2 separate regions of the Mus musculus genome follow, and region 2 is linked to region 1. Evidence: chromatin loops called from intact Hi-C (ENCODE). Cell type or tissue: heart. All regions are shown on one strand. Each heading gives the region's core, and the rest is flanking DNA. Links, peaks and the distances in the headings are about the cores only.

Evidence for each region. A loop is a pair of places that touch in the nucleus more often than their neighbours do. Peaks named below come from ENCODE experiments on the same cell type or tissue, not always from the same donor. Only the 100,000 strongest peaks of a DNase experiment are listed, where the experiment ranks them.
Region 2: a loop joins it to region 1, with 3 times the contacts of the local background. A loop is called at or near these places in 3 of 42 quality-filtered maps.

The regions. Positions count from the first base shown.
Region 1 is chr16:4,625,329-4,633,654 of GRCm38, reverse strand. Coro7 (coronin 7) reads left to right here. Exons shown (of 28, transcript NM_030205.4): 16 at 225-400; 17 at 1,134-1,242; 18 at 1,350-1,436; 19 at 1,526-1,668; 20 at 1,740-1,844; 21 at 2,121-2,206; 22 at 3,150-3,291; 23 at 3,378-3,467; 24 at 4,483-4,599; 25 at 4,844-4,979; 26 at 5,380-5,471; 27 at 5,959-6,045; 28 at 6,156-6,771. The coding sequence ends at 6,161. Among named protein-coding and RNA genes, the nearest start is that of Pam16, 4.5 kb to the right of the region's middle. In heart, for the core only: CTCF peaks have their summits at 1,407 (motif pointing left) and 3,553 (motif pointing left); a DNase peak (open chromatin) is centred at 3,524; H3K27ac peaks cover 2,195 bases.
Region 2 is chr16:4,859,713-4,868,038 of GRCm38, reverse strand. 4930562C15Rik (RIKEN cDNA 4930562C15 gene) reads right to left here. Exons shown (of 16, transcript NM_030192.1): 10 at 6,957-7,075; 11 at 6,454-6,516; 12 at 4,844-4,936; 13 at 3,648-3,819; 14 at 3,372-3,465; 15 at 1,755-1,835; 16 at 348-744. The coding sequence ends at 566. It overlaps Gm36513 (a long non-coding RNA gene), which reads left to right and starts at 7,052. Exons shown (of 2, transcript XR_003951939.1): 1 at 7,052-7,210. In heart, for the core only: CTCF peaks have their summits at 4,975 (motif pointing right) and 6,446 (motif pointing left); DNase peaks (open chromatin) are centred at 3,998, 4,958 and 6,442; H3K27ac peaks cover 202 bases.

The DNA.
Region 1 (8,326 bases), core at 160-8,159:
GAGACTAGCCCAGACTTGTGCCTCTAGGACCACCGGCTTGCAGGCTGTAGAGAAACGTGGGCAAGCTTCTTAGACTAGCTGTGCATGGCAACCCCACCCGCAGTAGCCTAGCTGGGCCCACTCCAGACTCCTTCCAATGACAAGGGCAGTGGGTGGCCATGACTAGGTACAGGATGCACAGGCACAGCTTTCTCACACTTGCTTGTGTCCCCACTGCCCACCAGGCCCCAGTTCTAAATTTCGCCACACTCAGGGCAGCCTCCTCCACCGCGACAGTCACATCACCAACCTTAAGGGACTCAACCTCACAACACCTGGTGAGAGTGATGGCTTCTGCGCTAACCGGCTGCGTGTGGCTGTTCCCCTGCTCAGCAGTGGTGGGCAGGTAGCTGTGCTTGAGGTAAGGGCCCTGCCCCTTCAGGGTTACCCTGACTCAGGTCCCTGTAGTGGGCAAGAATAGGACACTAAGGTCTACCCCGAGTCACTGAGCACAGACCATGCATGCATTAGGCAGCTGTCTGGCATAACCCTGACCACCCCTGCAGCCTCGTGTGGTAGGCTCCTTACCCCGTCTTTCTTTTTTATTTATTTATTTATTTATTATATGTAAGTACACTGTAGCTATCTTCAGACACTCCAGAAGAGGGCGTCAGATCTCATTACAGATGGTTGTGAGCCACCATGTGGTTGCTGGGATTTGAACTCTGGACCTTCAGAAGAGCAGTCGGGTGCTCTTAACCACTAAGCCATCTCGCCAGCCCTACCCCGTCTTTCAAATGAGAGTGAAGATCAGAGAGGTGTAGTGACCTGACCCTGTCATGCAGCTTCGTAAGTGGAGCAGGGTTCAAACCCAAGCAACCTGAGCTCCAAGCTGGACTCCTCTCACCAGTCCACCTGACTCCTCCCACCAGTCCCACCTGGCTCCTCCCACCAGTCCATGTTGCTATGCCCTCACTTTCTGGGGCCTCACAGTTGGCACTTGGGACTTAGCACAAGTTGGCCAAGGCAGAGAGCTTGGGCCACCCAGTAGTAAGGCTGTCTGTTTAAGGAGGTGGGTCCCAGGCGCCTGTTTTCCTGGGACTGGCTCTTGTGCTTGGCTCTGATATGCCTTGGGATGGGGGTTTCTCCTACAGCTGCAGAAGCCAGGCCGCCTGCCTGACACAGCATTGCCTACACTTCAGAATGGGACAGCTGTAATGGATCTGGTCTGGGATCCCTTTGACCCACACCGGCTTGCTGTGGGTAAGGAGCCTGGGTGCCCAGGACTGAGAGAAGGCTCCAGTCCCTGAGTGGGCAGGGAAGCCAGGTATGTCTGGCCCTTCAGTGAAGATACACTCCTCTCTCCATAGCTGGGGAGGATGCCCGGATCCGACTATGGCGGGTGCCCCCTGGTGGCCTCGAGAATGTTCTCACCACACCTGAGACTGTGCTCACAGGTTAGAGGGACCTGTGATAGAGGGATAGACAGAGCCAGTTGGGGCAGTGGCTTCTCAAGGACTCAACATCACTTCCTGGTCCTCTCCAGGCCACACAGAAAAGATCTACTCTCTGCGCTTCCACCCCCTGGCTGCCGATGTACTGGCTTCCAGTTCCTATGATCTAACCGTTCGCATCTGGGACCTTCAGACTGGAGCTGAGCGGCTGAAACTGCAGGGCCATCAGGACCAGGTAGGACAGCTGCAGAGACGGGCCCAGAAATGAGAAGAGAGGCTCCCTCTTACTCCCTTGTCTGTCCCCAGATTTTTAGCTTGGCCTGGAGTCCAGATGGAAAGCAACTGGCCACCGTATGCAAGGATGGGCATGTGCGGGTCTATGAACCCCGCAGCAGCCCTTTACCCCTACAGGTAAGCATGCTTGATCTGGGACAGAGACAAAGTTAGGGTCTACAGCCCTTTGAACATCCCTGCAGGTGCACATGCATGGGCTGGGGGTGGGGGAATTTCAAGGTCTTACTGTCCCTGAGCAGCTTTATAGAACTGGGGGAAGGGCACAGGGTCTATGAATGAGCCTTGGGGCAGCTCTGCATCCCCATAGGTGAGCACCTTTGGGCTAAAGGTAAAAGGTCTCTTTTACTGATTTGAGGGGGCTTTGACTGAGTTTCATGTGATGGACCTCAACAGGAAGGCCCAGGACCTGAAGGTGGCCGCGGAGCCCGCATTGTCTGGGTGTGTGATGGTGGTTGCCTGCTGGTTTCTGGCTTTGACAGGTGAGGACTTAGGGACTACCATTCCCTGGCTCCATCAGCTATCTTGGTTCCTTTTTCCCAAAGTCACAGCTTGCAAAAACTTGCCACAGCTATGTGTGATGGTGTGTACCTTTAATTCCCAGCACAAGTGGATTTCTGTGAGTTTGAGGACTACATAAGATGTTTAGGGACATCCAGGACTACATAGTAGAGAGACCCTGTCTCAAAATAAAACAAAAAACTGGTCCCACCCATGATGGGTGATTAAATGGAAGAATGGATAAATGAGGTTGGTGTGTGTGTGTGTGTGTGTGTGTGTGTGTGTGTGTGTACATTCAATGGATCAGTGGATTATCGAGTGATGGGTAGATAAATTGGTAAATGATTAGACAGATGAATAGGTAGGCAATTGGTTGGGTGGGAGGAAGTATTGGAGAAGAAATATGTCATAACGGGATTCAGAGGGTAAGGTCAGGCCCAGGAACCCTTGCCTGATGGAGACCAGGTAGAACACAGGGAAGAGAACCCACAGGAGAGGCCTGAGGGGTGGGCCTCGGGTACTTTGCATGATGGATTGGGGAGGGCATCCCAAGGAAGGTATCATATGATCTGGGTCATCCAAGCCTGAGGAGAAAGGCTGAACTGCAGGGGAGACGTCCAGCCTTGCTGGAGCTGAGGGTGCAACACAGACCATGAGGGAAGAAGGCCAGACAGGAGGCCGCAGTAGATCAGGCTAGTCACTGGGGCCAGGGTTGTATAGAGGACAAGACAAGTGGAGGCCAAACAGGAAGTTGGACACTGTTTCCCCCACCAGGCCACTTCTAAGGGCTAGACTCATCTCTCCTTTGATTACTGGCCCTTAGGCTATGCAGCCCAGAAAGGAGCAGGGTCTCTGTAGGAGTCTTTGCCCTACCTCAGGCCTCTTCAGCTCTAAGAATCTGCTCTACCCCTGACTCCTTGGCAGCCGGAGTGAACGCCAGCTACAGTTGTACATAGCTGACGCCCTGGCACAAGGCCCTTCAGCACTGCTGGGCCTCGATGTAGCTCCCTCGACCCTGCTTCCCAGCTATGACCCTGACACAGGCCTGGTGCTTCTCACTGGCAAGGTTAGCTGGAATGGACTGGCTGGGGGTCGGGCAGGGTCTGATGAGGCTGGGTGCTTTCCTTTCATAGCCTCCCCTCTGTCCCCCAGGGTGATACCCGTGTGTTCCTGTATGAGGTGCTCCCGGAGGCCCCTTTCTTCCTGGAGTGCAACAGCTTCACATCACCTGACCCTCACAAGGTGATAATCACCCTCACCACTGAACCTCCTGTCCCTAAGCTGCACTGCAAGGTTTCCGTGCCCCCTCGTGGCCATGTGTGGAAGTGCAGGAGCCAATGGGGGTCAGGAGAGCCGAGGTCCTGTGCCCAGCAGCAGATAGAGCAGACTGTAGTAATCCAGGAGTTTGGAGAGCTGGCTTTATATTCAGCCACTACTACAAATTAAACCATATAAGGTTAAGTTAAATGAACCAGGCATGGTGGCACATACCCGTCATACCACTTCTCTGGAGGCCAAGGTAGGAGGATCATGAGTTGAGACCAACTTGGGTGCTATGGTGAAACTTTGTCTCAGTCAGTCAAACAGAAATCCAAGGAAACAGATTCTCTTTAGTTGCTTGCTTATCTTGATGTGGTGTGCATGTGTGTTAAACTCTCAGGGGACTGTCCCACAGTGGCATGTCCCTCCCACAGTAGCATACCCCTCACATCTCTTTTCAACTGCTTGAAGTAGGACTTGGTGGGACTTTTGTTCTCTGTAGAAATAGGCCAGTGCTACATATCTGGTCTTTTTCCCTTAAAAGCACTAGCTATTCCCATTGACAGCACACCAGTACTTTAGTTACTTAGTTACTTTCCTGTTGCTGCGGAGAGACACCATGGCCAAGGCAACTTTTATAAAAGAACACATTTAACTGTGGGCTTGCTCACTGATTCAGAGGTAGGTCGTGACCATCGTGGCAGGGAGACGGGCAGCAGGTGAGGAGGGAGAGCCAAGTGTGGAAAGGCATGGGTTTCTAAAACCTCTAAGCCCGTTCACAGTGGCAACCTCTTCCAACAAGGCAATGCCTCTTTAGCCTGTTTAGCTCCACTTTCTGAGAATCAGCCATTCAAATAGATGAGCCCATGGAAAGATTCTCATTCAGAGCACCACGGCTCCCTGAGGGCAGGCGTGTCTGGGCCTAAGGAATTCTGCTACTCCAGGAGGCCCCACCCAGGAGGATTGACTCTAGCTCCTGCTTCCTCACTCCCCCTAGGGTTTTGTCCTTCTGCCCAAGACTGAGTGTGACATTCAGGATGTGGAGTTTGCCCGATGCCTGCGGCTGCGCCAGACCTCCTTGGAGCCTGTTGCTTTCCGGCTGCCCCGGGTCAGAGTGAGTTTGGGTCAAGCACTCAAGCTCCTCTTTTAGTGGCTGGCCAGAGACCAAGGAATTTAAGTTCTTACCTGTTCTTGCACCCAAACCTCCCAGCTGTCTACTTTGGAGGGAATATCTGCCTTCGTATTCTACTGAAGTTCTGCAGAGCATGTGAATGCCAGCATGGGTGGGGCCAGGTCTCAGGCCTCTGTGTCCTGGGCTGCTGGTCAGTGTCTCAGGACAGCCCCTTCACCCTCTGCAGAAAGAATTCTTCCAGGATGATGTGTTCCCGGACACAGCTGTGACCTGGGAGCCAGCACTCAGTGCCAAAGCCTGGTTTGAGGGTGCTAATGGACAGCCCCGGCTACTGAGTTTGCAGCCCCCTGGCATGACCCCAGGTAGAGTAAGGAATAAAACGGGGAGACAGCAGGGGCGGGGAATCTGGACAGGGGTGGAAGGAGGAACAGGAGGCCCAAGTACAGTCCTTCGTTCCTGCTGCCACAGACCTCCTAAGGATGTTAGACATGTCTCCAGACCCAGTCTCTGAACCCCTGGAGAGCAAGTTCTGTGGCTTGTGTTTTATCCTAGCACATATGCATATGTACACACACATGCATGTGTTGTATACTTAACACATGCAGTATCCTTACATATACATATCCTGGTGCTATGGGCAGGCCTGGTGAACAGGGGCTTTAATAACTTGTTAATGCCACTTCTTTGATCTGTGCCAGCAAATTCCCTGAGGGTTGATTCTAAACAGCACCTTCTTTGATGCCTGTCCTTGCTTTACCCCAGTGAGCCAGGCCCCCCGTGAGGTCCCTGCCCGAAGAGCCCCATCTTCAGCACAATACTTGGAAGAGAAGTCTGACCAACAAAAGAAAGAAGAGGTGAACCTCGGGAGAGGGCTGCTATGTGGTACAGGCAGTGTCCCCCATGCGCTTAGTTATCTGCCAACTCAGGAGCCTCAATCCAGATGGCAGGAAGAACCACGTGTTACCCCTGTCTCCACACCAGACTCTGGGTAGGGAGTCACACCCAGGGCACAGGAAGCCAGGGAGGGCAGCAAGAGGCACACATGCTAGCCAGCCTTTACCTAACCAACATTAAAGATTGAAGACCTAAGCCCTTGGTCAGCCTGGTGTCCACTTGAGCCTTTGAGGCAATGCACAAGAGATGGCGGCTCCTCATGTCAGGTTCCACGTGCTACAGTCTCTTGTCTCTGACCCCTTTTTACTGTGTTTCACAATGAAAACCCAACAACTTAGTTCTAACTGAAAGGGCGCTTTTTAGCATTGTTGGGGTTAAAAATGGGGTTTTAAGTTCTTGAGGTCGGAGAGTCATTTCTTTCGGTCCCTCTCCTGTTCACTTTCGCAGCTGCTGAATGCCATGGTAGCAAAGCTGGGGAACCGAGAAGACCCACTGCCACAGGACTCCTTTGAAGGGGTGGATGAAGATGAGTGGGTGAGTGGCACTTGGCCCGGCTCCCTCAGCCAGCAGCACTGTCCTGGAGACAGTGTGCTGCATTCTTTCACCTCTCAGGCCTCTAACTCCTGCTTCCTGCCTCACCCCAGGACTAGCCTGCACGCGAGGCACGCCTAATCACAGCTGCCACTGCCACCTCCTACAACTACCTGCTGCCCTCCACACCTAAGATCTCTGCAACCTGGACAATGCTGCACTGGCCCTGGCACGCACATCCAGCTCAGAAGCCCTGGGTGTCACGCAAGCCTCAGGCACTTCCACAGCTGTGGGGCCTCCATGCAGCTGCAGAGACTGCCTGCTCCTTAACCCTCTGGAGCCAACTGTTTATCTTCAGCTGCCTGTTAGCATGTGACACCAGTGGGTGGGAGGTAGGTGTCAGTAGCATGTCTCTGGGCCAACTCGGGATGCCCTGTCTCTCCCAGTCTTTCTGCTGGTTTCCTCTAATATCTTCAGTTACTACAAGCCAAGCTGTCTTGCCTACTGCACCAGCCCCAGTCAAGGACACTGGGGGCTGGTCCCCCACCAAGCTGTTGGGAGCCGCTTTCTCCTTAGGGGCCTAGGACCATTTGTCCTGCTTCTCCTGGCTTGAGGAGAAAGGGTCTCATGGCGCTAACAGCCTCATTACAGTGGTGTGGACCCCATAACAAACAGCCTATATAGGATATGCTCTGGATGTTTCCAGCAATTAAACTTTTCTAAGCTGGCTGCCTCTTGTGCTGCTCCACTCCCTGGGAATATAGAAAGAAGGATACAGGGATATGAGTGAGCGAGCAAGATTTGGGTCTGTTCCTGTTCGTGCTGGTTTCACTTTGCTACACGTTCCTTGTAATATACAGGAAAGATGGCGCTCCGCTGACTGCAGCTCTGTTACACTAGGGAACCAGTGGTGCATAGGAAAGCAATGAGGAAACGGAAAAGGAGCTGACTTGGGCTCATGGCAGGGTCAGGGCCTGAGGGGGAGATGTTTCCGTTCCTAAAGTGAAAACTAAGATCTGCAGGACCCAATGGCAAGCAAATGGAAGGTCAGCACTGTACGCAGGGAAGGGAGAGTGTGGAGGTAGGTTGGGCACTGGTCTAGGTCAGAGGTTCTCAGGCTGTGGGTCACAAACCCTTTTGGGAGGTCAAGTGACCCTTTCACAGGTGGCTTAACATGTTAGAAAACACAGATATTTACATTACGGTCCATAATAGTAGCCACAAAAATAATTTTATAGTTGGGGGTCACCACAACATGAGGAACTATGTTAAAGGGTTAGGAGAGTTGAGAACCACTAGTCTAGAGGCATCTGACTTAAGGCCATTCACCAAACATACATGAGTACCCATGCCAGGCAGCCGTCCCGGTGCTTGATAGCTAGGAGTAAAGGCATAAATGTCCTGCTCACTGTGAGTGCCTACTCTAGTAGGAGACATAGCAATGATAATAAATGTTAAAAAAAAAAAGAAGAATTATGTCATAGAGCAGTGTCTCTCATCCTTCCTAATGCTGCAGCCCTTTGATACAGTTCCTCATGTTGTGAACCCCAATCATAAAAAATACTTTCATTGCTACTTCATAACTGTAGTTTTGGTACTGTTATATATCACAATGTAAATATTTCTGGAGGTAGAAATTTGCCAAAGGAGTTAAGATGCACAAATTGAGAACTAAGGGGAAAAAAGGAAGCATGAAATGATAATGGAGTCACAAGACCATGTGTTGTTCCGATTCTGAGTCTGTGGACTGTTGAGGAGAAACCCAGACACAAAGTACAGATGAGTAGATTTCAAAGTAGGGACGTGCGTGGCTGCTGGGCAAGAACTGGTCTGATCTGGATGTTGGTCATGGCAAAACTGAACTGTACACTCCAAAAGGTGGAACTGCTTGGTGTGTGAATTACGGCTGTCTTGATGGAACTGTCCCAACACACAGACACACAGACCAGAGAAGGTCTTGTGAGGACTTGACGAGAAGCCTTTGCAAACCAAGCAAAGAAGCTTGACTAGAGACCAAACCTGGCATAAAGATTCCAGAAGCAGCTGGGCAGTGGTGGCGCACGCCTTTTGATACCAGCACTCAGGAGGCAGAGACAGGCAGAATGCAATGAATTCAAGGCCAGCCTGGTCTACAGAGTGAGTTCCAGGACAGCCAGAGTTACACAGAGAAACCCTGTCTCAAAAAAAACAAAACAAACAAAAATCAGAAAAGAATAAACTAAGCATCTGATGTTTAAAGGACACCTCAGACCTTTGAAATCAGGACAGCGTGCTGGGCATGCCA
Region 2 (8,326 bases), core at 41-8,040, 230 kb before region 1:
AAGGAAGAAGTGGGCCTTAATGATGCCTTAAGCAAAATGCCAAGAAAAGGGATTTATGTTTTGTTGTTTAACACAGGGTCTCATGCATCCCAGGCAGGCTGTGAGCTCAGTGTGTAACTGAGGCAGATCTTGGCTGGGTCCTCCTTCCATTAACACTGAAGTGCTTGTATTACCAGGGTATGCACCATACCAGCTTCTATGGTGCTAGAGGGTCAGACTCAGGACTGTGCCGCTGGCAAGCACTCTGCCGACCCAAAGGGGATTGTTTTAGAACTGCTTTGTGCTGTTGGGGAAACTGCTTAAGAAATTCAGTTGGCCCTGTAAAAACTTCACTCCGAAGCTCTGTTATCTATGAAAAGGTTGGCTAGGAAGGACTGTATGGCTTATATTTTAGATACACAGTTAAACACTGAGTCATGGGTCCCCTATGCAGACCTTCCTTCCCCTATATCCAGGATCCCTGCATCCTTTCCTGGATCTGTTCCAGGGCTCTGGGTCTCTTTCTTTGAGTGAAGGGGACCCAATGGTAGTTGAGTCACAGGCTTGGGTTTCACGGGTTGGTGTGCTACAGCCGTGGAGATTTCAAACGCTTGGCAGATCCAGGGGCCTCTTGGGTATCCCTTGAGACAGGGATCAGTGGTGGTAGCTGTGGCACTGGTGGCAGGGATGGTGGCCGTGCCGTCGTGGTGTTGGTGGCAGAGTGTAGAGTGGTGGCAGAGGTGATACTGGTGCGGGGGCTCAAGGCTGGAAATGAAGCAGGAAAGACCCATGCTGTGCGCCTACATCTGGAAGCAGCTGGCCTCATGGGGTTCTCCCCTCATGGGGTTCTCTCTCCCCTCATGGAGTTCTCCCCTCATGGGGTTCTCCCTTTATGGAGTTCTCCCTGCCAGGGAGCAGAAGCTGGAGACTGGAGGTGTATTGTAAGCCACGGCAGGACTGGCCACTGCACCTCTGGTTCCGCTCCTAAACATTTCCTCAAGGGTGACTGAGACACAGAAGTCCAAGATGGGTGCTAGAGTACAGAGGCACCTTGGGGAGGGGCTGTCAGGATTTGGGCACAGGCGTCTGGGCTAAGCCTCAACTACTCTGCCTTTGACAAGAAAAACAGCACCACCCTGCTGAACCAGAAGGATAAGAACCAGAAGAGGGGCGGTCGTGGCGGTCTTGGCGCACGCCTTTAATCCCAGCACTTGGGAGGCAGAGGCAGGCAGATTTCTGAGTTCAAGGCCAGCCTGGTCTACAAAGTGAGTTCCAGAACAGCCAGGGCTACACAGAGAAACCCTGTCTTGAACCTCCCACCCCCACCACCACCAAAAAAAACAAAAAAAAGCCAGAAGAGAGACAGTAGGAAGTGGTGCTCTGTGAACATTAAGGTGCTTCTAGAGGGCCAGAGCTGTGAACCAAGAAGCTCAAGGACTAAGTCCTCTCAGACTGACCCCTGGCAGCCCTGGCCAAGAAGCTCAGAACTAGAAGTGACTTCATTTGCCCCACCTCTGCAGCCAAGGTGACCTCTGGGGACAGGCACCTGCCAAGAAACTCAGAACAACTGGAGGCCCCATAACTTCCCCTCCCGCTCCACCCCCTCCTCCCAGCCAGCCAGAAGGTGGCTACCAAGATGTGGGCAAAGCGGACATAAAGGTAAAGGGAAGTGGGGGTCATGAGTGGAGTAAGGTCTGGGATATCAGTGAAAGGGATGGGGAAGGACCAGGAGAAACTGGAGGTCTGCCAGAGTGCCAGGTGGGTCAGGTACTCACGTGGATAGCCCGGAGCAAGTAAGGATCCTGGGCGCACACGATCAGTCAGGTTTGGAATGGTGTAATATGAAACTTTCACAGCTGAGAAGGAAAGATCTAAATAGCTGGAGCCCCGTCCAAAGTTCTGGCTCCTACATCAAGCCAGACTTTTCATCCTGGGGGTTTCCAAGCAAGGTGAAGCCTTTGAGCTTGTCCCAGTCCAAGTTCTGCTATATAATCTGTTTCTTATATACCATCCACTGAGAGAAAAGCCCCTTGCTCACTCCCTGTAGAAGGTCTTCAGTGATGGAGGAGGCATTAAGTATCTCCCCACTGGTCCACTTTTCTCCTGAGACTGCCTCACCCAAGCAGACCTCCCTTGTTCTTTTGTGAAATGCCTCACCTGGTTGCTATGGGCAAGTATTCTGGAGGGGTTGGCACAGAGGTGGGGCTCATCGAACATTAGCTATACTGCTTTCAGATCTGCAATGTGGTTGCTGAGCAGTCAATTTCTGCCAGGGCAAAAGACCTGGGAGATGCTGTTCTACCTCCTTGGAAATAGGGTAGGGCCTGTGAGTGCATTACATCGCGGGCTCCTAAAAGGTACATTCTGTGGAGCTTACAGAAGTGACTTTATTACAAAAGATCTTTGCAGGTGTTATTTCAGATCTTGAAATAGGATAACTCTAGGTTACACTAAACCTGAAGTTCAGTGACAAATGTCCTCATGGAAGTCAGAAGAGAGGAAAGCAGTGGCTGCTGGAGTGACCTGGCCCTGGCTGGGACAGAGGAGACTAGCACCTCTGAGGGGAGCACAACTGCCTGCGCTGTGTCTTAGGATCTCAGTCTTCAGAGCTGGAAAAACTGTCCTGCGATTTTGGGCCCTGGGCTGTGGTGGTTAGCTCTGGCAGCTGCCATGGGGTGTATTCTCAGTCTGCCATAGCAGTACAGCCAAATCTTACCTCCTCTGCATGTCTGGACTCAGTGCTCTGGTCCATGGGCAGCCCATGGGGCTACTATGGGTTAGATGCCCTAAGGATCCCATGTCATTCCTGGTATAAGAGCTGCTTTAGACATCCCCTTCCCAGAGGAAAACATCTCCAGGGTGTGCAGAGAAGCTCCGTTTTTGTATTACTTTATTATACAACCAGTGGTGAAATCAATAATTTCCAGGTCTTAGACTCCAGGGTAACCATAGCAACCAATTCAAAGTGCAAAAAGGTTGGGGTCTCTTACCGGTCTGACCCTTGGCCTCCTGGGTCTAGCCCTGTTCACAGTTCTTTACCCTTACCCTAGTGTTTATGCTCCAAGAAGATTCAGCTCTTCCTACCCATCCCACCACAGGACCTTTGAACCTACTATTCCCCCAACCTGGACCACATCCCTCCCTCTCTGCCCCTTCACCAACTAACTCCTGTTCCTTTTTCGAAGGTGTTCAAGGAGCTGTCTAGTTGATCTCTGTGGACCAGCTTTGCCTGGCACAGCTCTCATTACCAGCCCAGCATCCCCACCCCCTCCGCCAGTCTTTACCAGTGTCCAGCCAAGGGCAAGACCAGCCCTGAGTCCACCAGCAACCCCTTGTTCTGACCAGCACAGTCAAGTCCCACAGCGGGAATCCCAGGAAACACCAGTGCTTACCTGCAATGTCCTTCTCCCCAGTCCGAGTCCCAAACTGGCTGCTCATTCGGCCTTTGTACAGAACTCCATCTACCCCCAAGATGTCCACCTCAGCCTGTGGGATGGCCCAGGTCCCAAATCAGGGTCTCCATTGCCATCCCCTTTCCTTGATGCACACAAATGCCCAGAGCCAGAGCACAGCTTCCTCAAGGTACCCAAAGATCAGAGTTTCATCTCACATCTGGGACTGGGTATGCTGGAGTCCAGCCTCTGGGAGGGGAACACAGCCAGACTCACAGTGTCATAGTTCATCAGCTCAGGGTCCCCATAAGGATAGAGTGTTGACAGGTCATGTGACTTGTGCTTCAAGGTGTTCTCATTTCGGGGCCCATCACCCCAGTCCTTCTGGAAGCCCTGACCCTCCTCATGGACTCCAAAGTTCTGGAAATGCAGATGCTGCTGTTGTTCCCTGGACAGGGCAGAAGATCAGCAGCCACATGGAGACCCCCCTCTACCACCGAGGAGACCTGCACAGGGCTCTGGATAGTATCAAGGAAGATGGGCAGAATGGCAGGCAGGCCTGGGGGGTGGTGAACCAGTACAGACATGGACAGTTCTGGGAGAGATAATCCATACTCCCTTCCCTGAACCAAGCACAGCTGGAGGCCTGCTCTGGCCTTGCCATGCACATGCACGCTCTGACCTGGCCTCCAGCCGTCAGGCACAGTGTGCGAGCCAGCATAGGTGGTCTCCTTCCTAACGCTGGTGCTGACTACCACTTAGTTGTTCACTCCACCGCCCCGGCCTCACCCCTGGCCAGAAGCTCACAACGGCCCTGGAAGCTCACATAGGCCATGGAAGGACCCCTGCCACCCAAGGATGAAGGAGATGGCATCTAGCTAGGCTAAGTGAGAAAAGCGATAGCAGGTAAGACTCCCCAGCCACTCACTGGCTGTGGTCTTGGGAAGGTCATATAGTCTGAGTCTCAGTCTCTTCAACTGTGAAGTGGGATGATAATAGAAGGTACTTTCCCAGGAAGCCCTGTGACCCAACAAAGTTTCAGCAAGGGCTCCCAGAGGCTCCTCCAATTATTCACCCACAGGAAACAAGCATGGTAACCCTGGATTCCAGGGCTCATAAGACTTAAGGAGAAGCCCTCCTATTTGCAAACGCCCTGTGCGTGCCAGAAAAACACTATCACTGAGCTATGACTCCAGCCCTTTCGTTTTTACTTTGAGGCAGGTTTTGCTCTGAAGCCTATGAAGCCCTTATGATACGTTTGCCTCCATCTTGTGAGTAGCTAGCACAGTATGCCTCTGCGACAGGGCCCAGTTAAGTTCCAGGTCACAGTAGATGCCAACACAAATGTTGGTTCCTCTCTCCCACTGCCCTATCAGCCACACCACAACCTCCCAGACGGGCATCCTGGGCCCTCATTGGTGCCTGCATTGAAGGAAAGTTTCTCCAGAGAGTGGGGTGGACATAACCCTCACCTTATCAGCTGCCGCTGCAGATACTCATAGCTGTTGGCACTGGCTGGCCTTATTCGGGACAGCCCATGGGTGTTGCGGATGGTGATCAGCTGTCTGCAGAGGCAGAGCAAACCAGAGCTGTGAGAGGTGCCCATGGCCAGCAGAGGGCCCCAGGCTCCTAGGCCTGGAGAGAGGAAGTGGAGTCCTCCCCTCCCAAACTGGATGTCTGCAGCTCACAGCCCACAAACAAAACCTGCAGGACTTCTGACAACTCGGGGAAGATAGAAACACCATTCTGGATAGAAAGTCAAAACCAAGCGAGGGGTGGTGGTGCACCTGTACAATCTCAGCACTTGGGAGACTGAGGCAGGAAGGTAGCAAGTTCAAAGTTAGCCTAAACTATTAGTACAAACTGAGTTCAAGGTTAAGGCTATCTTTGGCTATATAGAAAGGCCTTGTCTCCAGTAATAAGTCAGTAAGTAAATAGAGTTGAAAACCAAAGGAAGGGGCTCCTAGAGATGTGTTGCAGGTAGGTGTTTGCCAGGAGCTATGGGTACGTAGAGGGGAGGCACTACTCGGAAGGGGTGTGGTGAAAGGCACAGGTGTGCAAGAGCATGGCAGCTGTACGTCATGGACGCATAACTGTGGCACCTTCCTTCAGATGGCTAAGGTTGTATCCTGTGTATTTTGCCTCCAAAAGGAAACAAGGAAACTCAGAACAGCCTTCCAAGGAGCTGGGCCCGTTCCACCTCTCTGTCTGAGCTGCGTGGTTAAACACATGCAGAGGTGTCCTCACATATAGATGGAAAGCCGCGATGGTGCATGCTCACAGAGAAGTGTCCTCACATAGATGGAAAGCCGTGATGGTGCATGCTCAGAGAGGTGTCCTTACATAGATGGAAAGCCGCGATGGTGCATGCTCACAGAGAAGTGTCCTCACATATAGATGGAAAGCCGCGATGGTGCATGCTCAGAGAGAGGTGTCCTCACATATAGATGGAAAGCCGCGATGGTGCATGCTCAGAGAGAGGTGTCCTCACATATAGATGGAAAGCCGTGATGGTGCATGCTCAGAGAGGTGTCCTTACATAGATGGAAAGCCGCGATGGTGCATGCTCACAGAGAGGTGTCCTTACATATAGATGGAAAGCTGCGATGGTGCATGCTCAGAGAGAAGTGTCCTCACATATAGATGGAAAGCCGCGATGGTGCATGCTCACAGAGACATTGGTTAGCATTTTATAAAACACAGGAAGGCACCAAGGAACAAGCCTCGTGACCAGGGTTAGACCTGGACATTCATATCCTTCCAATATTTCTCCATGTTTATATAATTTCCCTTAGTCTCTGGAACAAAGCACTGACAGCGTTAAAGGTGAGAGGACAGACCTCCCCCATCTAGGGAACCACAGAGGTGGAACAGGCGGTGGTGGCTATAGAATGGTGTAGACGGATGGGTATATACATGGGCAGGTGTGTACATTTGCATATGGGACAGCTTTATGTGCTTGAGGCCTGCAGGCCGGTGTCAGGGTGTTTACAGGTGACTACAGTAGAAAAGCACACCCGGGACCTGCACTGTATGCTGGACCCTGCAAACCTGGAAGGTGCCCTCTGGCGGCAGTACTCACGGGCCAGTCATCATCTCTACGGGCCTGTCGCAGGAGATGCACTTTACCCTCTCGAACAATTTCCTGGAGGACAAGGAGGTCAGTGGCCAGGGGTTAACAGGGCCCTGGGCAGGGAGTGAGGTGAGCTTAAAGTCCCTTAATCCCCTTTGTCTGTGCCTGTGGCCCCGGGACAGAGCGCTTTGGTTTCCCATCAGACTGGCATATCACATCTATTTTTTTAAAAATGCCCTTGGCGGAGGGAGGTATGTGTAACCCGATGGCAAGCCTGCCTGCCTGGGGACAGGAATCACTGGGCCTCATTGTCCAGATAGGTCTGCCAATTGTGTAGGCTTGTCCTGGTTCCCTTCCCCTCTCTGAGCCTCAGTTTCCTCATCTGAAGAGAAGGCTAGAAGCGCTGTGCTCCATCCCTCCCTCCCTGCCCCCATCCCCATGTCTGAGATCTAGAATTCTAGGCTTTCCTCTGTTGGCAGCAGCATCAGCGGTACCACCCTCAGTGAACTCACTTCTTAAAGCCTGCAGCGCTGTCAGGGTCGAATCGGAGACCTTCTAGCAGAAGCTTCCGGACCACCTTCCAGACCTCTTCTATGTCCTTCTTTAGGCTATTCAGATCGCTCTGGACTAGCTGCCAATCACAGGGAAGACAGAAGTACAGCCAGTGAGCTCACCTGAACAGCCTGCGAAGTCATACACAGAATAAGAGAAAGACATCAAGGGGCTCATGGCTTTGTGGGTGCTCTTGGCACAGGGAAGTTGCAAGGTGAGATTTCCAGTGGCCATTGCAAGAAATGACATCAGTTCCTGCCTCCAAACCCACTGTTCTGCTCAATTGCAGGGTTGGAGGCTGGAAAACTATTTCTCCAGTGAACACCATGCCCTGACTTTAACACATCTGATAAATATTTATGGAAAGTTTGCATGTAAAGTGGACAGTTCCTTTAATGTTACGCGCGCTCAACAGGCCAGGAAGAACGACGCTGCTACAGGATCCTTCTGCACACATTTATTCAGTCCTGTTTCTTCTTTCTCCATATATCTCCCTTGTTTATATCTCCCTTGTTTATATATCTCCCTTGTTTTTATATCTCCCTTGTTTTTATATCTCCCTTGTTTTTATATCTCCCCCGAACCCTGGGCCTCTCACTCTTTTATACTCTCTCTCAGTTCCCATCCACGCACAGCAGGCCACGCCACCTCACCAGGCACACAGCTTCAGCTAATCAGGGCAGCAGGGGCAAATCTCCACCAAATTGGATTCACCTGTATCCTGGTACACCTGTGCAGCACTCAAGATGTTTGTGTCTTATATGAGGAAGTCAGGTGCAAGTCATATGACTTAGCTGCAGTCCCTGGCGCCTTTGGGACTGCCGCCACACCCGCTCCCCACAATTCCCCCTTTTTTCTTTTTTGGCAGAGAGAATGTCTGTAGATAGCCCCCCGTAGTCATGCCCCTTACCCGTCCTTGGGTGACAAACAGCATTGGTTTGATCCCTGTCTTAGGTTGGTGACATGCCCAGGGAGTCTTATCACTGACTACCTCTCTATTATGCCAAGCCACTCCTGGGGAGATTGTGTTTTGCTTGCGGCAGGTGCATCAAAAGGCCAGGATGTTGATAATCTATGGCCAGATCTTAATTGCTGCAAGCAAGCCTCATGGGTGAAGGTAGAGGTCTGATCCCCAGTGTGCAAGCATAGGGGCCCTACACAAAACCATCCCTTAGGCTCATCACCCAGAGAGGTCTTGGCCAGCTCCCGTGTCGTTTTTCCTGGGGGAAGGGAACTAGGACACTGAACCTTCATGCAATCAGACATGCCTTCCACAGGATGCCAACAGCAAGCTATCCTCTGTGCAGTGCTTAGCCTCGCAACCCACGGC